Linked DNA regions of Mus musculus: regions 1, 2, 3, 4, 6 and 7 are each linked to region 5. The links are chromatin loops, found by intact Hi-C in ENCODE. Cell type or tissue: left cerebral cortex. All regions are shown on one strand. Region 1 holds the start of 0610025J13Rik (a long non-coding RNA gene). Region 2 holds the start of Gm35073 (predicted gene, 35073). Region 3 holds the start of Gm19417 (a long non-coding RNA gene). Region 4 has its middle 77 kb from the start of 0610025J13Rik. Region 5 overlaps Gm38709 (a long non-coding RNA gene). Region 6 overlaps Nfia (nuclear factor I/A). Region 7 overlaps Nfia (nuclear factor I/A).

What was found. A loop is a pair of places that touch in the nucleus more often than their neighbours do. Peaks named below come from ENCODE experiments on the same cell type or tissue, not always from the same donor. Only the 100,000 strongest peaks of a DNase experiment are listed, where the experiment ranks them.
Region 1: it touches region 5 in a loop (7-fold over the local background); 23 of 42 quality-filtered maps call a loop at or near these places.
Region 2: it touches region 5 in a loop (2.8-fold over the local background); 5 of 42 quality-filtered maps call a loop at or near these places.
Region 3: it touches region 5 in a loop (4-fold over the local background); 7 of 42 quality-filtered maps call a loop at or near these places.
Region 4: a loop joins it to region 5, with 2.9 times the contacts of the local background. A loop is called at or near these places in 18 of 42 quality-filtered maps.
Region 6: a loop joins it to region 5, with 4 times the contacts of the local background. A loop is called at or near these places in 19 of 42 quality-filtered maps.
Region 7: it touches region 5 in a loop (5-fold over the local background); 13 of 42 quality-filtered maps call a loop at or near these places.

Annotation. Positions count from the first base shown.
Region 1 is chr4:98,320,527-98,324,526 of GRCm38, forward strand. 0610025J13Rik (a long non-coding RNA gene) reads left to right here and starts at 830. Exons shown (of 3, transcript XR_376450.3): 1 at 830-981; 2 at 1,783-2,721. In left cerebral cortex, CTCF peaks have their summits at 1,948 (motif pointing left) and 2,149; DNase peaks (open chromatin) are centred at 620, 973 and 1,878; H3K4me3 peaks cover 1,212 bases; H3K27ac peaks cover 918 bases.
Region 2 is chr4:98,700,635-98,704,634 of GRCm38, forward strand. It overlaps Patj (PATJ, crumbs cell polarity complex component), which reads left to right. Exons shown (of 44, transcript NM_172696.2): 43 at 3,361-3,467. It overlaps Gm35073 (predicted gene, 35073), which reads right to left and starts at 121. Exons shown (of 2, transcript NR_151609.1): 1 at 4-121. In left cerebral cortex, a CTCF peak has its summit at 2,065 (motif pointing left); a DNase peak (open chromatin) is centred at 2,022.
Region 3 is chr4:97,866,837-97,870,836 of GRCm38, forward strand. All of the region lies in intron 2 of Nfia (nuclear factor I/A), which reads left to right. Gm19417 (a long non-coding RNA gene) reads right to left here and starts at 2,173. Exons shown (of 2, transcript XR_376437.4): 1 at 1,347-2,173. In left cerebral cortex, no CTCF peak of the experiment used is centred here; DNase peaks (open chromatin) are centred at 1,696, 2,225, 2,914 and 3,453; H3K4me3 peaks cover 1,400 bases; H3K27ac peaks cover 2,624 bases.
Region 4 is chr4:98,242,174-98,246,173 of GRCm38, forward strand. It overlaps the pseudogene Gm12691. Among named protein-coding and RNA genes, the nearest start is that of 0610025J13Rik, 77 kb to the right of the region's middle. In left cerebral cortex, a CTCF peak has its summit at 1,531 (motif pointing left); DNase peaks (open chromatin) are centred at 1,521, 1,953, 2,583 and 2,957; H3K4me3 peaks cover 681 bases; H3K27ac peaks cover 1,340 bases.
Region 5 is chr4:97,748,893-97,752,892 of GRCm38, forward strand. Gm38709 (a long non-coding RNA gene) reads right to left here. Exons shown (of 5, transcript XR_003955232.1): 5 at 1,755-4,000. It also overlaps a transcript of Nfia not described here. Among named protein-coding and RNA genes, the nearest start is that of Gm38709, 27 kb to the right of the region's middle. In left cerebral cortex, CTCF peaks have their summits at 2,253 (motif pointing right) and 2,452; DNase peaks (open chromatin) are centred at 2,276, 3,036 and 3,232; H3K4me3 peaks cover 1,413 bases; H3K27ac peaks cover 1,449 bases.
Region 6 is chr4:98,106,772-98,110,771 of GRCm38, forward strand. All of the region lies in intron 10 of Nfia (nuclear factor I/A), which reads left to right. Among named protein-coding and RNA genes, the nearest start is that of Gm34784, 17 kb to the right of the region's middle. In left cerebral cortex, a CTCF peak has its summit at 2,442 (motif pointing left); DNase peaks (open chromatin) are centred at 2,029 and 2,449; H3K27ac peaks cover 663 bases.
Region 7 is chr4:98,002,750-98,006,749 of GRCm38, forward strand. All of the region lies in intron 4 of Nfia (nuclear factor I/A), which reads left to right. Among named protein-coding and RNA genes, the nearest start is that of Gm34218, 18 kb to the right of the region's middle. In left cerebral cortex, CTCF peaks have their summits at 527 and 1,818; DNase peaks (open chromatin) are centred at 1,206 and 1,754; H3K27ac peaks cover 1,284 bases.

The DNA.
Region 1 (4,000 bases), 570 kb after region 5:
GGAGATTGGGGGAAGGAGAGAGAGGAAAAGAGAGGGAGGTAGGGAGTGGAGAGGAGGGGTGGAGAAAGGGAGAGGGAGGAAGGGAGAGGGAGAGAGAGATCAGCACAGCACAGCACAGCACAGCAGGTATGTCAAGCAACTTTGTCCCATTTAACTTAAGGCAGGATTACTGACTACAGAGGTACCCAAGCACAGGCACAGCCATGAAAGACTGGAGAGGGTGTGTTTGAAAGACGTCTTTAAAGAGACCAAACGTTTGCTAATCAGAGAAGAGGAGGAGGAGGAATTCTAAGAGCGGGCAACAGCCCTGGGAAAAGCAGAGAGGTAGCTGGGTACTGAGGGTCAAGCCCCCAGGGAAGAGCAGAAGGTCCTGAATCCAGGCTGGGAACGAAAATGTGACTTCCGGTTCTCTTCTGGAACCTGTTAAACTCTTACCAGTGTGCAGAGGATACTCAACACCTGCCCTAGAAAGTTCTAGTTTTGAGACTCAAATACAGATAAACAAGGGATCCCTAACTGCAACCATGGTCTCATGAGCTCTGTGTTTATCTCCTGGGGTTGGGAGCACCTCTCTCTCCAGATCCATTGCAAGTGGGCACTTGACCACTCCTAGAACTCAGATCTTCTAGAGGGCCCAAAAGATGTGGCAATGGGTTCTTGTGGGCTGGTGAGTGCCGACAAGAGAAGGACTGTAGAATTTAATCTCAGTCGGCAAAGCAGTACCATTGCTCTGGTGTGACAGTGACCTCCACCAGAAAACAAAGAACGAAAGCGTGTGTGTGTGTGTGTGTGTGTGTGTGTGTGTGTGTGTGTGTGTGTGTGTGTACGTGTGCGTGTCCTTTAATTTTTAATAGCTATTCAGACAGTCCTTGGAGAGGGAATTGGCAGGTTCAGCGGGAGGCTACTCCCCCACCTGTCTCCAGGCACTGCAGACACAGCTGCTGCGGAAGGAGACAGTCAAAGCTTCCAAGGAAAGAAATGGTGCGGAGAGCTGGGGGTGGGAGGAGGGCGCCTTTCACACAAGCCCACTGGGGACTGGGCCTGTCTAGCAACTGCAAAAACAAGCCAAGAGGACACAGTCGGGCTCTATACAACTTCATGTTAAGTAAAATCCATTCAAGAGCCAGCTCAAGAGCCGCTTCAAAATCATTGGGGTTTTTTTTGTTTTGGTTTGGTTTTTGTTTTTTAATGGGAGAGCAAGGTAACCAGAGCTTTGGTGAGGCCATGGTCAGGTTTTGCTGCTTGAATCAAGAGGAGCCCTGAGGATTTACGCGCTGTCCTAAGACTTGAAACCGAGTACACAAGACACAAAACTTCCCCGTACAGTGCCTAGCAATGTCTTTATCTGTACTCCCCTAGGCTGAAAGGACACACAAGGTTGGGTTAAAGTTCAACTCCCAAAGAAAAGGAGGAAGGGGGGTTGGGGGGAGGACAGAACGAGAGAAACAGCGGAGTCTAAGAGACGGGGAGGAGGAAAGACTGGGGTGGGGACGACAGAGAGAATAGCAGCCCGGGCCAGATTTCAACTGTCCTGATGCAAATGTTAGCAATTCTACGGTGGCCGGGGGCTCGCTGCTCCCCCAAAGTAAAGCAGCAATTAGAAAAGGGGAAGAGGCCGTTTTAGAAGATGAAAACTAAAGCAAGGAGGTATTTTTGGTATCGTTTTAATCACAAAATAGCATGAATGTGGTCTGTGCCTGCGTGCTACACAAACGTCGATTTCAATACAACTGAACGCTAGTTTGAAAATTTCCATTTTTGTAATTTGCTTCCCTTTGTTAGGCCAAGATTTGAGAGAAACCTGGCAGCGTCCCCAAGCCTGGCACGGGATCGCCTCAGACGCACTCGGCTGCTCCGGAGGCGGAGCGCGAAGCATCGGACCCGGCGGGCGGAGCCAAGCCAGCGGGGCGCAGCGCAACGCCTTCCGCCAGGGCGTCTGCCGCCACCTACCGGCGACCAGGCAAGCGTCAGTGCGACCCCAAAGCAAGCTGCTGTGAGCTGGCTGGACCTGGTCCCAGCCACTAGCAACAGCATTTCCAACAAAGGCCACCCGTCTTAGCCTACCCAGCTCAGAAACTCCTGTCTAAGTGCTCTGCCCTAGGAGTTGATCTAACTGCTTTATGTAAACCCAACCTGAGGACGAAGGCAGTCTGTGATCCCAGTATACGCTCAGCGAAGAGTGTGTGCTCCCACAACAGTAGCGTGAATGAACATATGAATGAATGAACCAACCTATTTAAAAAAAACAACAACAACAACAACTTTCAGATATATTTATGTTTGTCAGACATTTTGTTGGTGGCTAGTAAAGTCTACAATAACTGTGTGTATCCCCTCTCCAATGTGTGCAGCAGTAATGTACAACTGCCAAATTCATCCCATAGCCTCCCTTTACAGTTGCGTAAAGACGGGTTCCTGAACGTTAAGTGCTTTTTCCTATGTCAGTTTGCTGGTCATAGACCTAGTTCAGACCTACATTTTATTGACGTGTTTGGTATTTATTTTGTAAGGAAAGAGAATCATTTCATCTTTCTGTAAGCTAGCCTGCCCTGACACATATTCTTAGCCGACTGGCTAAAGGAGGTAGCTGGCTCCACCAACTACCTATGGTTGATCCCTGAGCTTCTGTCCCAGATTTCTTCTCTCAGCCAAAGCAGCTGCTCATACACTTTCGTTCCAAAAATCAAGTGTTGCTCCAAGCTAATGCCAACTGGTCTAAAGGTAAGAGTCTATTTCTTAGAGCCTAAAGGAGTCTTGGAGATTGTGTGTTAGTGAACTGCAGGCAGGTGCATTTTCTTTGAATCAACACACGTTGATATCCAGTATTGATCCTATAGCACCTCTACTACTCCAAGATGTGCAATAATGCAGCTATTGAGTTTCCCAATGACAGCTAGACGTGAAGATAGTATCAGTCAGTTGAAGTAGAACTTTTGCTGTAGAAATTAACACCCAGAGTCTATAATATAAAGGGTCCTTCCAGCATAAGGTTCTGACTTCGTTTTGTCAGGTGACTATGATTCTGGGAAGGCTGGGATCCAAAGCTGCAGATTCAGACCACAACCCACTGACCAAGTGGAAATCACATCACTGTGAGGATAGAAACACATCCTAACTGTTGATCGTGATGGCAATGGTAGCCATGCGTGATTGTTAAGTACATTCTACATTCCAGGCTCTGGGCTAACTACATGATGTATAGAATCTCATCTGTCTTCACAGAAGGACTATGAGGCTTTCCATTTTTATCCTGTTTTCATTTTATCCTGAATGAAATAGTTGAAGCTCAGAGAGTTTGAGAGGCTCAGCTCTGGTTCAGTCCCCAGTGGTGAGGAGCCTACCTACTCGAACTCCTGATTGACTCCGGCTCCTAACCTTAACGTGATAGGATAAGTTGCTCACCCTGCACTGCCTCCATTCACTTCCCCATCTCCAGTGCAAAGCTCCAGAGTGGGTCCCATGCTTCTATTGACAGCTAGTGAAGGCATGATATGAATTACCTGTTTCTTTTTCATAAGCATATTCCTAGATCCAGCCATGGTCACACCTCCACTGTTTCACGGAGGGACTCAGTGGGACTGGTTCTCAACTGGAGGTCAGTCTGACATCCCAGAGACAAATTGCAATGTGTGGGGCTGGGTTTAGTGGCTACAAATGTAGGCAGAAGGTGTTACAAGCCCCTAGTAAGTAGAGGAAAGAGTAACTGCCAACCACATTAGATAAACAATGCAGCTCACCACGAAAAAAATAATAATAATTGTTTAGCCCCAAATGCAGTATCTGAGTGTTGACAAACTCTATTTAGAAATCTAAAACTGCACAGCCAAACATTAGCTGGAACTCGGGAATCCTGTGGAAGAGGAGAGAGGAAGGATTGTAGGAGCAAGAAGGATTAAGGACACCACAATAAAACAGCCCACAGAATCAACTAACTGGGGCTCATAGGAGCTCACAGAAACTGAAATGACAACCAGGGAACCTGTGCTGGTCTAACCTAGGT
Region 2 (4,000 bases), 950 kb after region 5:
TACAGGTTCAAAGGTTCAGTCCATTATCATCAAGGTGGGAGCATGGCAGTATCCAGGCAGGCATTGCACAGGAGGAGCTGAGAGTTCTATGTCTTTATCCAAAGGCTGCTAGTGGAAGACTGATTTCCAGGCAACTAGGGTGAGGATCTTATACCCACATCCACAGTGACACACCCATTCCAACCAGGTCACACCTATTCCAACAAGGCCACCCCTTCAGATGGTGCCACTCCCTGGTCCAAGGATATACAAACCATCACATGCCCCAACACACACACACACACACACACACACACACACACACACACACTAAACAAACGTAAAAAGAAAAAGTTGGTGCTGAAGCAATGGCTGAGCAGTTAAGAAAGAGCGCGAGCTGGTCTTCCAGAGGACCAGGATTCAGCTCCAAGCATCCACATGGCAGCTCACAGCTTGGTGTACTTTCAGTTCCAGGGTATCCAACACCCTCACACAAGACACATGAGATAAAACACCAATGCTCATAGAATAAAAATAAATCATTTGAAAAAAAAGCAAAACAAAAATATCAAAATGACATTAGCTTGGTCAGTGCCTGGACGTCCTTCATTCACTCCCTCTGTCATGTCTCTGTGGAGTGGGGCCTACCTGTTAGATTTTCTCTCTCCTTAAAGGACCAGAAGCCCCGTCTCCACATAATCACCTCAATCTCTCTGTCCCTCCTGAAGGCTTCCAGCCCACTCATTCTCTTCAGGGTTCTTCCATAGGCACATGCTGGGGCATGACCCTGCTGCTCGTAGAGCTGGAGCCGAGATCCACAGCCACCAAAAAAAAAACATGCACTGTCAATCCCTAAGAAACGGGTTGAAAATGCAGAAGAAAACAGGAAGAATTGACTTAGGCAGGGGCACTAGAGAAGGTCGCACGAGGAGCAGGCTGTCAGCTAAGCTGGCTTGTGTAGAGATTCCCAGGGAGAAAAGTCTGGAAGATTGAGAGGAACGGAGGAAAGATTAGAAGTGTGTGTTGGTCAGGGGTCGGGGGTACTGCACATGCTTAGCGTCTTCTCCCACAAACAAAGGGGCAGTGGTGAAAGGTTTCCAGGGGGAGAGTGCCATTGTGTATCCGGGAAGATGACAGGGGAAGGTAGAAGAGAAGAGTGAACAGGGCTGGGAACTCATTCGGGAGCAGGCGGCACCAGGAGGCTACTGGGACTGAGCACCTCAGTGCCTGTCTCAGATGACAGTCCCAGCCCCAGCAGGGTTTCAGTATTATACCTTCTTAGTTCGTTATGGGGGAGCTGGAGGTGTAATTTGATAATAAGTGGAAAAAATGAAAGGAAAAGTCAGCTGAGCAGAGGGAGTGTGTTTTAGGGTCCAGAGTTTGGAGAGGAAGTAGGGTGGGGTGCATGCTGTGTGTCCTCTGAGAATGGAACATGCTAGGCAGGCATTCTGCCACTGAGCTACCCCCCACCCCCCAAGTCCAAACTTGGACTTGGTATCCTAATTTTGATAAGCTGAGCGATGTCAATGCAAATCCCAAAGTGGTGACTGGGCCGAGCATAGCTGCTGGGTTATAAGCACAGCGGCAGAACTTAAAGCCAGGGGATGGATGTGCTGTCACTTGACTCTGAAGTCACCTGGGCCTCTGACAGAGCCTGGAGGTAAGCAGAGATAGCAGAGAGCAGACCCTACCAGCAGCGAGAAAGTCGGGAGTATGTGGGTCCTGGAGGCTCAGGCCTGGAGAAGCTGGAATGGAATTGTTTGTGAAGAGTGTGCCTTGAGAGCAGGCAGCGTCTGCTGAGGCTCTAGGCTATGTGAGACAGCCCTGCCTGCTACTGGAAGAAGAGAGTCTAGAAGGGAGCTTTTATGCTACGCGTCTTAGGCTTTTATGCTGCGCATGTCCCCATTTAGTTGACTATTCTTCCCATGACTGTATTTCTAGAACACGCTGCACTTGTACATAACTGTTTTCCCCTCGTCTGGATGATCCCCAAATTCTTTCTGACCCCTCCTCTGGCCCATCGCCTTTCTCCTGCTTTACAGACAGCTGTTTCACAACTGAGGCATGTGTGCCCTCTGTTGGTATGTTCTGGAACTGCGTCACATCAAGTTTCCCTGCACTCCTGGGCAAATTCCTCTCCGGATCTGCAGTGGGACAGTCAGCCCTCCAGATCCCTGGGCTCTGTTCTAGGGTGGGGGTAGGACAGCCGGCAGGACAATGAGGTCAGAATGCTGAACTCAGGGAAATGTTAGGAGAGCTGCCACAGGGCAGGACACCTTGAAGGTCATAGGAAGGACTTCAGCTTGTGGCCCAGCATCCAGTTCTCTGCAGATGACTTCAGGCAGAGTCTGGAGTAATCGGCGCCATGCTAACTTGGTTCTAAGCTACTTGAGAAAAGTGAGGCTGAGCAGTGAGGTGGTTCCTGTAGAACTCCACGAGATGACTTTGTGGGTCAGCCTGCAGCACCTGGGAGGACAGTGGGCTGAGACAGAGACATCAAGGATGGTACCAACCAACCTTACTTACCTTATGAAACCACAAGAACTGGTCACAGTCATCTAGGATGTAGAAAGCTGCAAGAGCCCAGGCTGTGGGGCAGAGGGCTGGGGACGTTAGCAGTGGGTTCCTGAAGAACATCACTGGGGACACATCATAAGGGTTTGGAGTTAAGTAAGGTAGAGCTGGAGATAGAGAGCTGGGGATGTCGTCACGGGTGGTATTTAAATTAATAGCACAAGACCCAGTGTGGATGAGAAAGACTAGGAACTTGGGAGCTAGGCCTGTCACACTGCACAAGAGTCAGCAAGAGAGGATGGTGGGGTGGGAAGATGCACGAGGCTAATGTACCTGGGCCGGTGGCACAGGCCTGTGATTCCAGCAGCTATTGGAAGGCTGAGGAATGAGGATCGCTGCGTCTGCTGCTCTGTAAGGCCCTACCTCAAAATAAAAGGTTTCAAAAGGAGGGTGTGGCCACATGGGTGAGTGAGAGAGTCCTCGTTCAGAGGCTCTGGATTCAGTCTCCAGTTCCACAAAAGAATAAAGAAGGGGATGGAGAGGCAGCAGCCACTGGAAGTCAAATGAAGGAAAGAGTTTAAGAAAAAAATGAAAGCCTCCAGCGCAGCATGGAGGTGCATGCTGAAACCCCGGCCCTGGGAAGGGCGCAGCAGGAACATTGAGAGTTTTAACACCAGTGGGTCTCTGTCTCGGGAAGTGAGGGAGGAAATTCAAGTGAGAAAGATGGGGAGAGAGAAAGGGAAACGAGAAACGAATAATCCATCTCTCCAGCTCTCCGTGCAGGAGGAATGCTGTTTAGAATACAGCCGTGGTTTCTCCAGCATCCTTGCAACTTACAGTAAAATACCTTGTCACTCCCTCCCACAGGTTGTGGCAGATACCAACATAAGTGCCATAGCGACCCAGCTGGAAATCATGTCTGCAGGCTCCCAGCTTGGCTCTCCGACTGCTGACCGACATCCGGAAGACACAGAGTGAGTGTTCTGATACAGAGTGGGCCTAGCGCCTGAGCTTCAGGCTCCGGTGTGTGTGACCTCAGAGTGGAGGGATGCACGTGCTAAGTTCTCCTGCCCTGACAAGGTCTGACAAGGTGTCTGTCAGGGCTCTCTATTCCACCACAAGATCCTTCTCATTGCCTCGACACAAGCCTATACCCTGTCCTAAGAAACTGCAGGTTTCCTAGGTCCACCCTGCTCTAAGGTGCATGGACTAACATGCCCTTAACTCACTAAGTTAAAGCCTTGTTCTGAGGTGAAATCTTATTGTCCCCTTTGAGAGCATATGTCATCACAGCTAGTCATTGCCAAGCTGTTCATTAAAGCAATGTTTCTGAAGCTAAACTGATACAAGAATAAAGAACAGGAGGCCGGTGACATAAAGGCACTTGGCACCCAGTCTGACGACCTGAGTTTGGTCCCTGGGGCCCACAGAGTGGAAGGTGAGAACTGACTTTCACAAGCTATAAGCCCCTGAACTGTACGCGCCTGGGTATGCGCCTGCACACACA
Region 3 (4,000 bases), 120 kb after region 5:
CAATATAGTTGTTAAAAGCTTCATGAACATTTGAAAATGGAATTACTCAACAAATTATTTTAGTTTTGTAATGAAATCAAATTTAGAAGTTTCCTTAAGCCTAGGATGGTTAATCAAGATTTGAGCTCTTGAGGAATTTTCAAAACTAATCCTGTATATTGTGTAGGATATAAACTTTTTGTTTTCAATGAATAGCAAATGTTTTAGTTCACCAAATGCATATTTTATTTTAAAAAATGAAAACCTAACAGCAGAGTTAGGTATGGTGGCACATGCCTTTGGTCCCAGCACTTGGGAGGCAGAGACAGTGGGATCTCTGTGAGTTCAAGGCCAGCCTGTCTACAGAGTGAATTCTAGGACAGCCAAGGTTATCACACAAAGAAACCCTGTCTCAAAAAAAAAAAAAAAAAACAACAATAGCAAAACAAAAACAACAAAACAACAACAACATCCCTAACAGCAGTTTGTTTTACCTAAATTATTGTGACATAAAATCAAAATAATTTAAAACTTTTCATATCTTTATATTTCTAAATTTTTTTGTACTTTTAAAAAATATCTTTTCAGTTCAGCTAAATATATTTCCTTTGCAATGCTAAGGAAAAGTGTGATTCATGAACTGTTTATTTAGACTGGACTATAAAGATGACAATGATCAAAAGTTCATAATGTACTTCAGTTGTATTAAGAATCCCCTCCCCCATATAGAAACTGTTGGAAAACGGCCTTGTCAGCTACATGCTTAATATGACCCATGAGTTCATTACTTTCTGAAGATTTTCTTGATGATCCTTTTTCATTTAGTTTCTTTATCCCCGTTAGAGATCTTAATCTTTGGATGACCAGTTTTATTATTTCTATATGTTTTAGAACTATTCTAGTTTGGGGTGAGGCATTTTGAAGGGTGTATGACTTTGCAATATCTTAACCAGCTGTAGAAATATATACATGGGAAACTGAGGCAAGAGAATCCTAAGATTGAAACTTGTCTTGGCTCCAGAGTGAATTCAAGACCAGAATGAGCAGTCTACTTTTTAATATACCTAATCTCAAAAAACAAACAAATACCAGCCTGGATATAGTTCAGTAGTAGCCAGTTGATTAATGTGTGCAAGGCTCTGGGTTCAAGCTCTTATCTTTCAAAATAAATAAATTGAGTTTAGATACCTTTCAAAGGTTTCTTTTTTTTTCCCCTTGAATGTTTAAAAAAAAAAGCTTAAAATTCACCAGATGATGATTAAAGACCTCTATTACAGAACACTTAGTAATGGGAATTGGGAGACATGCAGATAGCCTTACCCTGAACCTGAAAAGGGAGAAACATACAAAAAGGCTAGAGATCCTACTTGGGTAACTTGAAGAAGCATCCACTTGTTTTGCTGGAGTGGTAAGAGTTAAGAGCATGGTTTAGGATTATTTGGGCTGCTTGCTCTGGAGGAACACATGGGAAACCACCAGCAAGTCTTCTGGTCTTGTATTAAAGAACGTAGCCTTTCCTGAAGGGGTAGGAATACCCCAGTGGTCAGTGGCTAGTGGCCTGGTGCTTTCTGATATTGCCATAGGCAGGCCTGGCCAATCAGATGTGCTCATTTGTTGGCTGTTGTTCCTTTGGCCATCACCGCAGTAAACACTTTCCCTTGAATGTTGGTTTTCTGTTGTGTCTGGCAGCCACATAGGGCTTGAACTTCAGCCAGAGGCAAATATTTATACACCAGAGTGTGCAATGTTCAACTGGTCAGGCCTGAGAGGAAGAGAGCTCCTTCATGCCTTCGGCCAAAGGGGAATTATCTATTTTTCCTTCCTTCCCGCTGTGCCCTGCAGAGGTAGGACCTTACTGGAAGCCTTCGGTGCAGATGCCTGTGCTTTGTGAAGGGAGGACACCCTCCTGACATTTCTGCCTGCTCCTTTAATTCTCCTTGCAAAGTTTACAGTTAGTATTTTCCCTGGAACGCTGTCAAGCCTGAGACAGCCCAAATGTATGCCGAGCTGTGAAATCGAGCCGGAGAGAAGCAAGTTTGTGAGAAATCTGTTTCTACTCAAATCCGTGAGCTTCATTAAAACACAAGCAGAGAAACAAAAACAAAAACAAGGAACTCAAGGGGCCGTGGCCGGCTGGGCCCCCGGCGCCATTTCACGACCTGTGAGGCGACGACGCAGCCGTACATGGCGCCGTGTTTACCCGCCGCAGCCAATCAGCGCGCCGTGCCAAGCCACGTGACGTGCCACGAGGGCAGCACAGCCATTTCCTTGTTCTGAAAAAGCTTGCTTCCTCCGCAGAGTTCTTTGCCTTGCGCTGCATGCCAAATGTGCCTGCAGAATGTGTCTAGTGGACTGGCATTTCTCCACAAAGTTATTTCAGCAGGTAAAAAGTCTCTGCGCACTTGAGCTCGGAGCATTCTTTATGTAAAATGGATTTCCCTTCTTGGCCAGAGGCCAAGGGCACGGCGCACTGGCTGGGTGAGAAGAGCGCTTCTCTGCTGAGAAACTGGTGGACCGACACACTCTTAATTTTTTGGCTTCTGACCAAACAAGCTAGATGAATGCCAAAATTCAACAAAATAACACATTATTGTGTGATAGGAGCCATGCTCCAAGAGAGCAGGAACTCAGAGGAACTTCACACTGGCTCCCCACCCCTCCCCCTTTTGTTTTTTGGCTTTATTTTCTTAAAAAATAAAATAAAATAAAAGCATTGTCACTTTGGGGAGCTTTTGTAGGAATATGGCTAAATGGGACCTAGAGAGTCGGGCTTTTAGCAATAAACTTGAAGGAAGGAACTGAAAGAAAACAAGAGCTTAAAATTACGTTCATGAACTTTTCCCAGACAGAACACACAGTTCTCTTGACTTCGCGGAGCTGCGTTTAACCCTACAGACTCCGTAGATGTGTCTGAGTTGAAAGCTGAAGGACTTGGCATTAAAGTGAGAATTCTGTGAGATATAGCTACATTGTACAGATTTCAAAATAGAAGGAGAACTACAAATGTCAAATGCGGAGTTTTAGCTTTCCCAAACCAAAGACTGGTGAAAATCTCATGCTTTGTTATGGTTTTTGTACCCTGCCCCCTCCATCTGACTTTGTAAGTGAATTGAGTCTGTTCTTCCTTGCTTGACTCCATAAGCAAGTCTTGAAAGGCCTGTGCCTCAGTTCCCACATACTCACCTTGAGGACATTCAAGGAGAGAATCAAGATTCTTCCAGTCTATAAAAATGTTAGAAGCTAAGCTTGAAAAATAAAACAGTAAACAAACAAACAAACAAACAATTAGAATCAAATATCCATTTTGCTCATTCACACAGCACCCAGCCTAGCAATCTAAAGAATTACAGTAGTTTCTGCCATTCCTTTGCTTACAATGCTTAGTGTTTCCCAGTGTGTTGAGAATAAACTTCAAGCTGGTGGCCAGGGCCTGCCCTACAAGATCTGGCATCTGCACCACCTCTCTAGCCTCACTTTATCCTGTTGATTCTTCCATGCTTGAGCCTTGCAGGTCTCCGTTTGAGGTCAGGACTCTGCCAGTCCCTTTTCTATGTGTTGTTTGCCTGTAATGATTTTCCTCCCTTTTCTTTTGGGTGATACATTCTTGCCTTTCAGTTCTCGGCTCAGATGATATCTCTATAAAGGAGAAATCTGAGGTTGGCAATCATGCTTTTCTATGGAACATTTCTTAGGAAAATCCAAAATGCCCCTGCTAATTTGTTCAATTACTTACATTTTTTACTGTTGCCTCCATGTCTGTCCTACAAGGACAGAAAATCATAGATATCCTCTTCTGTGTTTTTATATTGTATCTAATCACATAGGGAATAAAATGTTGGTCAAGTTGGGATATTCCAAAATATATCAGTTTACCTTCAGTTTCACTGAAGAATCCAATATATTACCAGCCCCCAGAAGACCATTATTATAGCATGTATACCTTGATAAGCATCTAGTTCTCCTTATAAGTACATGCTGATCCAGAGAGGAGGAAGGCTTGGAGGTCAGTCTGCCTGTACTG
Region 4 (4,000 bases), 490 kb after region 5:
CCTTAGTTTTATTTGTGTGTCCACTAAAAGAGATTTTTATGTTGAAAAGAGATTGAGATTAGAGTCAGTGCCCTACCACCTAGACAGCTAAGGAGAGCGAAGAGAGTCAGTTTTGCCACCCATGCAGCCTTGGTCTTAGGCAGCCTTGAGGCCAAAGAATAAAAATTGTTGAGACCATTTTCATCTTTGCTAAACTCTCTTGAAATATATCAGAGAGATCCCAAATGCCCAGCCAAACCTCTTCAAGTTGTCTTTCACTCCACCTGAGTCCTATAGATCGCCCACATTGTGAATCCCTCCTACTGATTTCCCTCCTCCTCCTCCTCCTCTTCCTCCTCTCCCTCCTCCTCCTCTCCCTCCTCCTCCTCCTCATCTCCCTCCTCCTCTTTTTCCTCCTCCTCTTCTTCCTCCTCCTCTTCTTCCTCCTCCTCCTCTTCCTCCTCCTCCTCTCCCTCTTCCTCCTCATCTCCCTCCTCCTCCTCTTCTTCCTCCTCCTCTTCTTCCTCCTCTTCCTCCTCCTCCTCATCTCCCTCCTCCTCCTCTCCCTCCTCCTCTTCCTCCTCCTCTCCCTCCTCCTCTTCCTCCTCCTCTCCCTCCTCCTCTTCCTCCTCCTCTCCCTCCTCTTCCTCCTCCTCTCCCTCCTCCTCCTCCTCCTCTTCCTCCTCCTCCTCCTTCTCTTCCTCCTCCTCCTCCTCTTCCTCCTCTCCCTCCTCCTCCTCTGCTGTCTGTGGTCTCCCAAACCCTTCATACATAAGCACAACTTTTCATCCCAGCTGCTGCCACTCCCTCCTGACTTTATTCCTCCTGTGGCTGGTAGCTCTCTCTTGCCTCCTGAAGTAAATTTCTTTCACCTTTCTGGCCCCTGTTCCAATCACCACCACTGTATTTTTATATTTGTGGCAGAAATTTAATAGGTGGGATGCAGGGGAATGCTTTGCAGAGGCCAGAATGCCCCAGAGAAAGATTTGTTTCCTTGTGGTCTAAGCAGCAAGTATTTCTAGGCCTGCTGGCTAGGTTTCCTTCCGATAGCTCCCACATTGTAGGCCATCACTCACTCTAAAAAGCATAAAACCCGCATCATCAAAGTTTTGTGGAACTCCATCTTCTCTAACTTACTCAAGTCTTTCCAACTTGTCTGCAGCAAACTAACTATCCCTGCGTCCTGCAAGGTGGCCAGCTACAAGAACTCCATTTATTTTTTTAATGCCATCTTGCCCTTGGTAGTTCCCATAGGGCAAGGGACCTGGTCTGGAAAATGGAATGGATTCACATGTTATTATACTTTGAACATGCATAAATTTCCTAAAGCATTTTTAGTCCTGGAACCATGAGGCAAGTCATGAAACCTATAGCACACACAATTGCGTCCCACCCTGACTCCAGCCGCCATGCAAGGCGGTCACCAGAAAGCCCTCCTTGCAGAACGTTTGCTAAGAATATTGGGGAGAAAAGAGGCCATCATTTTCCCTTTACTTGGACCAGACTCAACTCAGAGCCCATTCTGGCATCCGAAGAGTTAATCTGCTGCCACCTAGTGGCTCTCAGCCAATATGCAGTACAGGTTGACTAGATTGGAGGGGGTGCTTGGATGCAGGGCGGGTCTCTTCCATCTCAGAGGATACTGATGATGGAAGCTTTTTTGAAAATCAATCTGTCTCTGTCTCTTTTTCTCTCTCAATTTCTCTCTCTTTCTCTAGTTTCTGTCTCTGTGTCTCTCTGTCTCCCTCCCCCCCCAAACCCCCCCCCCCCGCCATTCCACCCCTGTCCCTCCCCCCTCTCTGTCTTCCCACCCACCCTCCCCGCCCCCCTTCTCAGAAGCAAATAGAGCCTGTTTCCTGCCGACCTGAAGCGCAGTGATGCAGGCTGGGATCTCTTGCAAGTTTTCCGCTGTGGGGTGCCGCAACAGCTGTGACCCTTTCTTGATTTTGATGTAGACTTCAAGGGCGCCGTCCCCAGCAGGGGAACATTTTTACCTCAGGAGCCTATTCACTTTGGTAGCCTTGGCAGGGAACGTTCCAGAAGCTTTGATTACACAAATACCTCTGCTAGGTACAGGCTCGGTCTTGGCAACCTGGGGAGAGAGAATGTGCACGTAGGCTGATTAAACCAAACGACCTGTTTCCTTTGCTGGGACTGGGGGCTGGGGGTCTTCAGCTTGGAAATGATGTTTTTCCTTAGCTGCGTTGCCTGGAGACTTGGAGGGTTTAATTAGGGCTGGGGAGGTTTTTTTGGCTTCTACAGCTGCCTTCTCTCCCCCAGGGTTGCAGAATGAGAAAGTGTGTGTGTGTGTGTGTGTGTGTGTGTGTGTGTGTGTGTGTGTGTGTGTGTGTGTGGTGAGAGGGGAGGGAGAGAGAGAGACAGAAGGGGGGAGGGGGCAAAGTGTCCGGGAAGTGAAGAGAATCTGGTACTGAAACACATATGTTTCCTTTGGGTTCTGTTGGTTCCACTTAGTAACGTAACCTTCCAAACCACAGTGAGACTTGGTGGATTCTGTGTCACACCCTGGAATCGGGACAACTCACTGGAAGTTGTAACTTTCTTCCTTCCATCTAGGACTGTACTTTGGAAACTTGTCTAAACATTCCCAAGCAAGTACAGGAAGGACTGCCCGGGCCAGTGTCTCCCTGACTGTGAGTTCCAAGGAAGAAGCAGAGAAGCCTAGGTTAGGGGGAAGCAGCCAATTACATAAAACCATAGTTGTAATCCTTGATATCAGTATGCTGTATACTGGCTTGAGGCACTCTCAGCAGAGTTTTCTTGCTTGCTTTCCTGTACCATGTATATGGGTACAGTACTTATTTTTCAATAGTGCTCCAGTTATAAAAGGATGAAATACATAAGTATAACCTCTCACGGCCAAAGCCAGACCTTTTAGCAGTGGTCACGGAAAGATTTGGCTGGTCTATCTCCTGTGTGGAATGCCCACAAACAGACTACAAATGTGTTTGCTGCTTTCTCAGAGCAGCCTGGGCAGACCATGCCTTAGTGGGGAGCTGGTGTTGTCAGAGAGAGTGTTCGCCTCTCAGCCTAGCTGCTGTTTTGCTGTCAGTTTTAGCTGTGCCTTGTCTTACAGAAACATGGCTCCAATCTCTGCCTTCACGTGCACAGCATTTCCCTACGTGTCATGGGGCCCAACTCTCACATTTGTGTAAGTATCCCACTGATACTGGCTTAAGGTACACTCCGATGTGCTGGGTCTAAACAACTACTGTAAGGACTGGTCTCCGAATGACAACACATTCAGACGTCTTTAGATTAAATATTCCACTTAGCCTTAAGTGAGAAACAGCAGCCTTAATATTAGGTAAAGCACAGCTACGTGTGCCTGGTGCTATGGTAGAACTCAGAAGCGAACACAATTTTTTTTAAAGATTTATTTATTTATTCTATGCTAAGTGCACTGTTGCTGTCTTCAGACACACCAGAAGAAGGCATCAGATCTCATTACGGATGGTCGTGAGCCACCATGAGGTTACTGGGATTTGAACTCAGGATCTCCGGAAAAGCAATCAGTGCTCCTAACCGCTGAGCCATCTCTCCCGCCCCCAGAACACATTTATTTTAAGATTTATTTCTGTTGCATGTGTTAAGTCAGGGTTAAAAGAGGCTACATGAAAGTTAAGGAAAAACAGGCCTCTCCAGGGGCAGAATTTTCCTTTTAGTCAGAACAGCTGAAGGGCCACGGTCTCTCCACAGAAGTGGAGTCCATGCATACACTGCATGCAGTGCTTTGGGGGGTTTATTGGATAGAAAAGGGGGAAGATAGGGAATGGAAGATTCTCCTGCTGTCTTAAAATGGTAGATACTATACTCAAAGAAGTCTGCTGGTCATCCCCTTATTAGAAGCATCAGGAACTTGACTCATAGGTATCGTTATAGAAGTCAGTTTTCCTGTCCACTTGAGGATTTAAGTCATTAACCCTCTGGCATGTGTATGAGGGTTTGCCTATGTGTATGTATATGCAGGACATGCAGTGCCCTTGGAGGCCAGAAGAGGGTG
Region 5 (4,000 bases):
GCTTAACTTAAGGAATTTGGTGTGTGTGTGTGTGTGTGTGTGTGTGTGTGTGAAAGATGTGGAAGCCAGAGGTCAATGTTAAGTGTTTTCCTCAATAACTCCCCACCATAGTTTTTGAGACAGGATCTCTTACTGAACCTGGGACTTGCCAATTTGACGGATAACCAGTAGCTCTAGGGATCTTCTCTTCCCAGTTAGTTTTTAACACGTTTAAGAAGACTGAACTCAGGTCAGACTTGTGCACCAATAATGTATAGGCCAAGCCATTCTCTCAGCTTTGAGGCCTTTTCGCAAGTTCGGTTATTCTACCAGTGTAAAGGAGGTGCTGTGGGTAGGAATGGTGGTTTGGGTTTTACGCTTTGATGGATGAGAAGGGGAACTCATGCACAATTTTCCACAATGGTAACCCCAAAATGCTGAAAGTAGTATAATTTGCTTCTCTATGTAATCCAAACCTTTCATTATGAAATGCCACTACAAAAAAAGAAAGAAAGAGAGAGAGAGAGAGAGAGAGAGAGAGAGAAAGAGAGAGAGAGGAAGAAGAAAGAAATGTCACTACTATTACATGGATACAAAGAAATGACATATTTGATATATGGGGGAAAGTGCAGTGTCGGCCTTGAGCTATATAGCTCGATGATAGAGCACTTGCCCAGCATGCATGAAGCCCCAGGGTTGAGCTAGGGGCAAACTCAATGTATATATTCTCATAATAAGGGCAACAGAGCCCAACTGCTGTGGTTTAGATGCCAGGACATCAATTGCTATATTAAACTAAACTTTTCCTTGGGCTGTTTGATGAGATTTGGCTGTGTGGGCCGTGAGGTAAGCATAGACTAATTATATTGATAGAAGTATAAGTCAGTCTGTCTCTGGCTTTTCCTACTGCCTCTGTGCCCTGCTCTTTCATCCACTGTCAAGATTTTCTAAGGAAACACTGCAATCATCACCACTTCTTGGGCTGCAAGAGCGAGCCTCTGTCACCCCTTCAGCATGGCACAACCACTAAGGAGCCAAGTCCCCTGCCTGACTTGGATTGAGAACTTTTACAAGTGTCCCAACACAGGTGCCAGTTGAAGTCACTTTCATGTTGTCAGAGGAGGGTTCTCTGCGGGCCTGCTCTGCTGATTCTTAAAATGACTCCCTTGAAAAATAGGCAGGGAAGCCAATAGCCAGCCTGGAAGCAACTTTCCCTGTGGCTTTTGCTTCAGTTCCTATCTTCAGGTTCTCACCCTGCCTTCCCTTACTGATGCACATAACCTAGAATTGTAAAATGAAACAAACCCTTGCCTCTCCAGCTCCCACAAAAGTGACTCCCTTGACCTCCCTGGCCCTCCAATCCCCTTGGGAACTCACAGTTCTTCTTTTCAGAGGTGCTATGAAAGACAAAACCTGTCCTCCTATGTAAAACACCTAATCTGATTTCGAAGAACTTAATACTACTACATATCAAAAGCAGGTTCAGAAACAGACTTGAGTCTGCTGAAGTTGTAGTTATAGCTTTCACCTCTGGATTGTATGTCTTCATCTTTACAGTGGGAATAATGTATATCATATATGGTTCTGACGTTCATGTGGTAATTAACAATTTATAAAGTAAAATGATAATTAAGTAGTCACAGCCATCCACTAATATGTCTCTTTTGTCTATGAGGAGATTAGCCAGTGCTCAAATCAGCTATTGGGGCCACTTGGCTGCCTTTCTCGCCTCTTCCTCCTAGAGACCTAATCTTTCATGGAACAGGAAACACATATGCAGTGTCTTTAAAGTTTTATTTCTCGGAAGATTTTTCCCCCTTTTAGAAATAGGTGGGAGCTCTTAACATGGGCAGTTTCTCACCTACTTTATCTCATTAATTTAGAAAAAAAAAAAACTCTCACGGTTATAGTTCTGAAGGGGAAGAAAAAGGAGAGTGAGTGACGGAGCAACTTGTCCAAGGTCACACAAATACTCTTCCTAATGAAATTGACTGCTGCTCTCCTTGGCTGAAACGTGGGGGAGATACTGGGTTCAAAATCCAGCCAAAACCATTAGAGCGCGAACAAGTCCAATCAGAGCTAGTACTGTTCTGTTTCCCAACTTCTTCACGCCCCCAACGCAAATTTTCGGTATGGTCTAGTCTGCTGTTGCCTGCCAACAGACCTGTTGGTCTGGATTGATTACAGAGATGAGATGGCTGTGCCCAAAATCCTGCCTTGCTTAGGAAAGGATCTCCAGCCTTCTCACCAACGTGCTAGTTGGAACTCGACTGTAGGTGGCGCCCTGCTTCGCTTAGGGGAACTTGAAGGATGAGGACCCGGGTCACCAGCTGCCTTCTCTTAAAGGAAAAAAGTCTTTTTCGCCCGGGACTTCTCTCCCGCTCCCCTGGTGTGGGCGGAGCGGAGCGGTTGCGGTTAAGCAGCACTTCTCAAGAAGTAGAGCCTAGTGACCGACCTCTGAGCGCTTCCTGCCCAGCGTGGCGCTCCTGAGCCGTGCTTGAACCCCAATCCTCCCGCGGCCCAGGCCGTCCTCACCCTTCTACCCCTTCCCCTAAAGTCAGTAATGAGATTAAAGGGCTGAGGACAGTGTGGTTCCTAGTGTGACCCTGTGATTGAGAGGAGGGGGAGAGTCAACTTTACAAAGCTCTAAAAGGCCAAACCTCAAAAGACTTGCAAGAGAAAGCAGCAGGGTGCACCTGCATGGCCTGTTTAGGAACAAGGACCGCCTCCTCAGGACCCGGTATCGGCGCCCTGTGCGGTCTCTTCGTGCTCTTTCTTCCCTCTGGCTCCGGCCTGACCCTGAGCTTTTTCGTTGCAAAGTTGGGTTCCCATATTCGAACCCCATCTTGCACACGTTGGGGTGTACGCGATGGAGCTGGGTGTTGGGGAGTGATCACACCACAGCTGATCTGGGAGCACTTCGGGAGGCGAAGCGGAGCAGGGAAGGAAAGAGTGGAGTCAGTCCTACAGTGGCTGAGCGCTGAGTGACCGGGTCATCGGGATGTCCCGTGGGGTGGGAGGACGCGTAGGGCGGCGTCAACCTCCGGCCTGGGTTGTTCTGCTGTGGCCACAGGCGGACTTGTCCTGTGCGCGGGTCCCCTCTTGAAGATCGACCGAAGTCCTTCCTACGGCAGCTGTGGAGGGAACTCTGGGGGAATGATTTGCTCCGACTGCACTTTGAGAAGAAGACTTTTTCTCTTAAGAGCTTCTGAAGTTGAACGGTGTGGTTAGGGGGAGTCGTGGGCGTCCTCTGCTCGTTACCAGCGGCCTGGGACAGGCCGGAGAATTGTTAAGTGGGTTAGCGAGGCTGGGAGGAGGAAAAGTGAAAGCGGAACTGGATAAGGGAGGAAAGCGTACAGCTACTGAAAAGAGTGTTGGAAAAAACACACTGCAAAAAGCTTATTCTTTTACTCAGTCTTTCTTTGATCGGAAAAAAGTAAAACATACCTGACTTGGATTTTTTCCCCCTACCAATTAGAACCTGTTACACTTTCCCAAGTCCATAAAAGAACTGCAGAGATAAATTTAAATAAACAATGGCAATGGGGTATGTACAGTTGTGACACTTGGTTGCAACACCATTTAGTGACAGCTTTTATCTTGAGAAAAATAGGGATGTAACTATTAATCTCTTGTGCTGCTGCAGGAGATGGGGTCCCTAAGAAGGGAATAAGCCAAATAGAAAGTGCAGTTATGGAAACAGAAAATTGAGATCCATTTTAACACTCTGGTCTTGGGATTCTAGCACTGCACTCTACCCTAGCATTAACTTAGCAGGAATATCACCCGGCCTAGTCTCTGTGTGATTCTTAAGACAAAACAAAGGGCACGCAGTGTTTTCCCTTTAAGGAGCTACAAACAATTGCTGCACGCAGTAACTCCAATAGAAGTGGTCTTCATACTCTCTGGGAGGCAGGAACTGGATTTGGCCTCTTTCTAAGGTGCAGGTGTGTGATTTTTTTCCCCCCAGAGCTGGTGGGTATAAGAGACAGAAACCACAAAGGCAGTGTGTCCTGGTGCC
Region 6 (4,000 bases), 360 kb after region 5:
ACCGCGCTGCAATGGTTAAATGAAATTTTATAAGCACGTCGCTGGGCGCGGAGCTGTTTTGCATTACATGAGTTGAATACCTTAGAGACACCACATCTGCAGGCACTTTATTAAATCCTGAGTCAGCACTTTCCAACCTGATGAGATTACTTCTCCATCTGACCAGCTAGAAGGAAAGCTGAGCTCTCGGACTGCAGATTTCTTTTGATGTTTCACCTTGAACACTGAAAGAGGACGGGTTCCCCCTCCCACCCCTGGTTCATCCCAAACTGTGGACATTGAGAATGTAACTGGCTAATTTCTTGAAACTAGAGCCTTTGAGGGAGTGTGGATTTATGGGCCACCAAATCAACTGTGGTTGAATGTTCCTGCTGGGGGAGGGGCAATAGATCAAAGCCCAGTGTTTACTGCCTCAATGTAAATGTATCAAGATAACATCCTCTGATGCAGTACTGTAATATTGCCACTCTCGGCAGATAAGGGACAGGGATTCCTTTGTAGTCGCCTGGATACAGTAGGGCAGATTAAGGGCCTATAAAGTATGAAGGCAGAGGCCATATGAAACCCAAGCAGATGTCAGACGTGAGGATGATTTCCTGACTCTCCCTCCACAGATGAGTTTTGCTTCTCGTGTCAGTATCTTCCCAATGACTTGATTCAATCCAAGTATTTCCCAGATTTTCTCAGATCCCTCTCGCTCTCTGTTCTCCTGTCCCAAGAAGAAAGATGCCGAATCCTCCTTTAGTGAGTGCTCTCAGACTTGCTGCGTTTTCAAGTAACGAGATTAAAGGGAAATGCCACAGCAAAGGAGCCTTTCCTCCTATTGCCTTACCCGGCTGAGGCGATTGGCAGTTCTCAGAAGTTTAGGAAAATCCAGGAGCACCTCTGTGTGGGCGGTTGTCACACCTGTCACCACCAGTGTCTTCAACTACAAACTGACAGATAGAAAACTTGGCAAAATGGAGTAATTTCTTATTGCTTACAACTGTTTCTCTACTATATTTCTGCAGATCGTTTACTAAGAGACCTCATTCAAAAAAACAGAAAGAAAGAAAGAAAGAAAGAAAGAGAGAAAGAAAGAGAGAGAGAGAGAGAGAGAAGTTCGTGTGTGGTTCCCCCTAACTGACTTCCCATTCTGGAAGCCCTTGGTCAAGTAGCTGGGTTAATTGTCATGAAGATTAGTGAGATGTTGAAATAAGTACTAATGGTCAAATTACAGGAGTGAAAAGTGGGAGAATAGGTTTTGGTTTGGACCTGAAAGGGTTAATTAAGGTTTTTTCACGGGTTATTAAAGACCCCCAACCCCTGCCTTAGGAGTCATATTGACAGCCCACCACAGGGCAGCTCAGCTCCTCTATTGACATGTTGCTGGTAGGAGCACAATAGCCCCAGTATCTGCAAATCATTGCTAAAATCATCTCAAGGAAAAAAAAGTTCCCAAGCTTTAACATTAGACAAAAGCCCGGGAGTTGCAGTGTGCAGCTCAAAAACCCAGAGTCAGCAACTTCTATTGATTAAAAACTAACCTTTAAAGTAACTCTGAGAGCGTGTGGTTAGCATTTAAATTTAAACATGTCGTGAGTTGATTTGTGTTACTGAATACCAACTCAGAAGGAGTAACATTCACAGTGCGGTTTTTTTTTCTTTCTTTCTTTCTTTTTTTTTTTTTTTTCTAACTCCCTTAAGCAGCTAAAGTATTTCATGAAATGTCAAAAGGGCAGAAAGAAAAAGGGGAGGGGCCAATGCGGGGCCTCATCGTTTTCTTTCCCAGGCAAATATTCACCCCCCAAAAGAAAAGTGTGGAGAGCGAAACACAATAATTAGTCCTTTGTCTAACTTTCTCAAATGCCAAAGAAAGACAGATTAATTAAATATACAACAGTGTTGGTTTTTGGAGCGGGGGTCTAGCTTGCTGGGTAGGTCATAAATTAGGCAGAATAAATACTTCAGTGTGTTTGCAGTGGGCCTGCTACGTCAGAGCCACTGGAAGGTTGGTGGGAGGAGAGTGGCGGGTTTCTTGCTAATGATAGTCACGTCTGGGTCTGTCTGGTTGCTAAGAGCAACCAGACATGATGTAACACCAGGATGAACTTGAACTTGGGGGACTTGAAAAGAGAACAATAGCCCAGAGCAATCAATAAAGCCTATTTCAGTGAAGGGTTACAGAGCTGCTCTGGGGTAACCTTGTGGGCGAGGCACACACTGAATAGTAAGATGTGTGAAGAAACTTTTTTTTTCTTTGCTTTGCTTTGCTTTGCTTTGCTTTGCTTTGCTTTGCTTTGCTTTGCTTTGCTTTGCTTTGCTTTGCTTTGCTTTGCTTTGCTTTGCTTTGCTTTGCTTTGCTTTGCTTTGCTTTGCTTTTTAGCAGAAGTATGTACAGGGCACTGCTGATTTTTGTAATGTCCTGAATGCAGAAACTACGGGACGGAAAACTGCTCCCCCTGGTGACTCGCCAGGTCCCAGGCCTTTGCTTCAGGACTGCCACACTGAAGAAGTCCAGAATTTCACAACTGCCTTAGAAAGCATGCAAACAGATTGGGAACAGCACTTACCACTCAGTTTGAGACTGTTCTGTATAAGAGCAGATATGGAAAGTGGATCTGCGTCAGAGATCAGGAGAAACTTAACGCAGACACGGTTTGCGGTCTGCTTCCCTCCCCTTTCCTTCTTACTGATCTTTCTTTTGTCCACTTAGATTTAGGCCATGCATACTTGCCAGGGTGATTTCTTTTCCAGATATAAGCAGCTTTATTGGGTTCTCCGAAGCGCATGGTCAGAGAGTAAAAGTCTACAGGATGAGTAGTTTTGTGGTTTGAGCTAGGAGTTTTTGTTTTGTTTTGTTTTGTTATAAGCGCCTTTGGAAATCAAAGGTACCTTGTGTGACCAGGAAATTTTACACCATGCCTCCATGGAGCTATCACTTAGCTATTTATCCCTGGGATCAAAGGAGTCCCGACTTTCCCCTAATTGAATCTCCCCGACAAGAGTGAGCTTTAGCCCTCACCTCCGGAATCAGTTCCGACTGACTCAAACCCTGGTGATGTTTTCAATGCAGAACTCACAGCCTCGAAGCTGGTAGGTTTTCTGATGAAAATACTGAATTCTTCAGAATACTTAGAAGAAAGTTGGCAAAAAAAAAAAAAAAAAGTCATACAATTTTTAGCCTCACTTGAGTTTTGAGATTGGTCTATAGTTGCTCATTTTGTTAAGCGAACTCTCTGTGTTGACAAAGAATGTTTCTGAAAGGGACATAAGACTGGCTCCACAGCTGGCAGAAAGCTCCAAGGGCACATTGAGTAGACAGAAACATGAACGAGAACTACAGTGGTTTCATTTCCCCATGAACACAATGGTGCTTCATAAGGTGCCATCTTATTTTATTATGTATCTTTTCTAAGAAAAGAATTTTAAATATATGCCATTGAAAGGATTTGCACCTGGCCGGGCAGTGGTGGCGAATGCCTTTAATCCCAGCACTTGGGAGGCAGAGGCAGGTGGATTTCTGAGTTCAAGGCCAGCCTTGTCTATGAAGTGAGTTCCAGGACAGCCAGGTCTATACAGAGAAACCCTGTCTCGGAAAGAAAAAAAGAGAGAAAGAGAGAAAGAGAGAAAGAGAGAGAGAGAGAGAGAGAGAGAGAAAGAGAAAGAAAGAGGAGGGGAGGGGAGGAGAGGGGAGGGGAGGGGAGAGGAGGGGAGAGGAGGGGAGAAGAGGGGAGAGGAGGGGAGGGGAGGGGAGAGGAGGGGAGGGAAGAAAGGATTTGCACCCATCATGAGGAGCAAGGGGAGAGGCCAGTCTGACTTCCCACCCCCCACCCCCTCCCAGGTCACCAGTGAGTTTTCCACCAGACCTTTCTGTTTTAACTGCTATCATGGGCCACCTACAGAATGTTGTGTTTGTACATTTAGCACCTGTCCTTAGCACCTACACCTCACTGAGAAATATATTGAGAAAGTCATGGAAATAGCTATTTGCTGCAGCCCCAAGCTCACACTTCAGCCA
Region 7 (4,000 bases), 250 kb after region 5:
TTGAGAAGAAAGGGCTTATTAGCTTACAGGTCACATTGTATCATCAAAAAAAGCCAAAGCAGGAACTGAAGCAGAGGGCACAGAGGAGTGCTGCTTACTGCCTTGCTCAGCCTGCTTTCTTAGACCATCCAGGAATACTTACCCAGGAGTGATTGATACCTCTCATGGTGAGCATGGCCCACCCACATCAATCATTAATCAATAAAATGCCCTACTGATATGCCCACGGGCCAATCTGATGGAGGCAACCCTTCAGCCCCATAACTTCCAGCTTCATAGTTTGTGTTAGGATGACAAAAATACCCAGCACAACACACCATCCGAACTGCATAAAGAAGTTGAGTCTATGACCTTACCACAATCACAACTAGTTGTGACCCCATACAGTGTGGAGACTCCATATTACTCAGAAACGATACCCTTGTCTTAAACTGTTTCTCTTTCCAGATACATAGTGCTAGCCTTCTACATGTGATAGTAAAAATATTTACTTCCCCCAGGAGTCCAGTGAGGTTCTCACTGTGATGGGGTAGGGGGAGCTGTTTCAGTATTTGCAAACGAAGAGTCAAGTTAAATAACTACTCTCATGTCTTTGCCTGGGAGAGTATCATCTCCACAGTGGTGGCAATGACAGAGCAGCTCAGTCTCACGAGTTCCTAGGTGAGAGTTAGACTAGACAGCCAGGCTGCTTGACAATAAATGCCTGGAGCAGATGCTAGGAACTGCTGGACTAGGGACTCTGGCCCAGGAGAGCTGCAGGAAGTCACAAACTCCCTCACCCTTGCCTCCCGCCAGCACCCTTTAATTTCTGCCTTTATCATCTAATGTTTGTGAACTGTAGCAACGGAGACGCTGGCGCTGAGAGTATGGATTTGTTCTGTGGCCCATCTCCACACGTGGCAGGACCATCTGAAAGCACTTCTAGTTATTTATTACCTTGTTCCACGAGAGGGAGAAAACACAGACCACTGCACCCTGGGCCAGAGAAAAAGAAGAATTCAGTACAGGGGAGAGGCTCCCAGGAGCGCCTGGGGTTCCGAATCCCTGAGGTTGTTTTAGCATAATCCCATGAAGGAGGAGACAGGAGCCATCTGTTGAGAGGTGCTTCACTACACAAAGCCCTCTACTACAGGCATTTCCAGATAGGCCCCTCCCCTGAGCTGCCAAGGAGAGCCCATTCTGCTGGCTGCTGAACGTCCCTGCTTCAAGGGCTCTCTGTCAAACCCACTCTTGTTTATTTTGTGCCAACGTTTCCTCAAAGTACGTGCTCTGAGGCTGCCAAATGTCCCTCCTGGTGTGAACTCAAAAAGTTCTGTCCCAAACTCCACTCCTGCTCATTTCCTTCTAAAGTGCTGAGTGTTTTCCTTGAAGTTGCTGGAGAGATTCTGAAACCTTAAAGGCTTCCGTGGGAAAGAGTAAAAAGACCACAGATACACACACAGGCCATTGTGCCTCTGCTCCGGCCTGTTCCGATTGCCAGCGTGGTTTGTTACACCCAAACTGGCTGCAAGGGTTAAGTAAACTTCGTGGCTCGGGATGACTTCACAGCCCTGGAATTCTGCAAAGCCAGGATTCTCAGTACACTGTGGCTGGCCTTAGAGTCTTTGGGTGTGAAAACCACTCTCAGCTGCTCAGCCTGTGCTGAGTTCCTGCTACATGGCTGCAGAATCTATTAAAGTCCAGCAGATGAATTGCCCTGGCTCTGCCACAAAGCCTGGCTACCCGATGGACTTCGGGGTTCCCAAGTTGTTTGTCAATGGAGAGTGGCAGTGAATGGAACGGGCCTGTGCCTCAGCCTGGCATGAGGTGGCACCCTAGCGGCTGTTTTCTGCCTTGGGAACGTGCACTGCTGAGATTCTCACACAGGAATCATCATGGGAGTTCCGAATGCAGTTTGTTCTGAACTTCTTTTTCAAGTCCTTGGTATGGCTTCCAGCGCCCATACGCAGGCACTTAGGATTTCTGACCAGCAGTTTTGTAAGAACCAATGAATCTAGTCTAACCTGACGTGTAGAAAGAAGTTCTGGGGCAAAATTAACTCAGCTAAGAGAGGCACAGTAAGAAAATGAGACATTGGTAGGGCTAAGCTCAAACTTGAAAATACAAATTGTCCTTATCTGGAAAGACTAATGAAGAAGCAGGCCTCAGATGAGAAGTCCCGGGGAGGGGGCATCTTTTGAGGGTTACCACTTAAATAGTGGCGGTTCTTTCTACCTTTATTGGAGGAGGATGACTTAAAAACTTCCTAGTCTGAGCAGGCAGCCTGCTGGCTCTCTCCTCTGTTAACACACACAGTAACAATGATCATGGTACAGAAATTAATTTTTTATACAATTTATACTCTTAAGCAAGAAACCATTTAGACTTCAGCATTAAAGGAAGAAACAAAAAGACGATAATAAAACGTCCACTGCAGCCCAGCCCGGACCGTCACTGTGACCTTGCCTTTGTTTGGCATTACACAATTCAATGGCAGGCCACTCAAACTATGCTCTCGATCAATATCCTATTAAAGCAGCACAAAAAGTCTCCATAAACTTAGTGGTTAGCTATGTTTATAAATGGAACTCGGCATAATTAGATGGTCAATAGCAGGCTCTACTAGTAATTTTAAAATGAACATCACACATCTTATGCATAGAAGCCAGAATCAACCCCTCTGGAAGGAAGGTCTGGTGTGTAGTAGACAATAGGTTGGATGGCCTTTTTAAAAAAAATCTTCTCTATGTCCAAAATGCAGCTTCTAAAGAAAATCTGTTAAGTAAGCCATATAATAGAAAATTCTAATCGGTCCCTTAAGGTTTTTTTCGAGTCTAAGTCACTTCATTCTAAATGTATTACACCATGGGATATGTTTCATTTTCTAGTTTTAATCAAGCCCCCACACAGAGAGGAAATAATAAATGTTGCCACACTCATAGAAAAGGGAAAAAAAATCAGTCTATCTGGCTTAACTAACAGATTTCCTCCCAGTTCAATTCAATACAATTTTAAAATAAATGTTGAAGTTGAATTATTTCCAAAGAATGCTTTGTCATACAATTTTTATTTCCTTGATTCATTTGGGGTGAGTGTTTGAACAGTAAAGCAGGAAGCAAATGGAGTGGACCAGCTGCACTAGGGTTTCTACCATTCACATTTGGGTGGCTAACCTTGATGTCTATCCCTTCCCTTCCTCACCAACCAAAAGACGATGAGCTACTAAGAGGACACCCCCACCCACAGGCTACTTTATCCATAGCTGGTCCCATCCGACCATGAGATATATGTGTGCCCTGTGTTGAATATATGTCCTGAGCAGTGTGTGTGAGCTACTGTGTAGGTCACACTTAGGTCAGAGGGAGTGTGCTTTTGACACTGGGTAGCACTGTGCATGTGTGCCCTGTGCTCTTTGGTATATACATACTCCTGCCAGTCCTGGTTAGAGCTGCTCATGGCTGGGTTTGGGCCATTTATCTCTATCCTCAACTGAAGGGTCTGCTAAATTTCCCAGACTCATGAGCACTCTTATGATAGACACTGGATCTTGGAAAAAGAAACACACACTATACTTTGATATGCATACTAACTTGTTGTCATGGTCCCTGTTTCTCTAGGTCCATCTACTGCTAATCTTTTCTAAGTAACTTCTACCTACATAGTGTGTGGTTAACACAGACTATCAAACACACACATGCCTGTAGGATGCCAGGAAATAGTTCAGGATTTATAATAGGGGTGAACATTTGAAATTTAATAGCTGTGGGACTCTGGTCAATATTTGCAGTGCCTCTTGCCTGTGTTTTCTTCGTAGGTTATAATTATTTAATACAAAATATTTAAAGTAAGTCCTGGCTATAGGCTGAGCATAAATCTGAGTGCTAAACTGGGGAGACCTCTCAAGAACACAGAGGTAACATAACAGGACGCCTCATGTTGGATTAGTGAGAGCTCAATGATGGTAATCACCTTGATCATTACTGGCTTAAGCCTTTGCCCTTGATCATCTACTGTGTGTTCT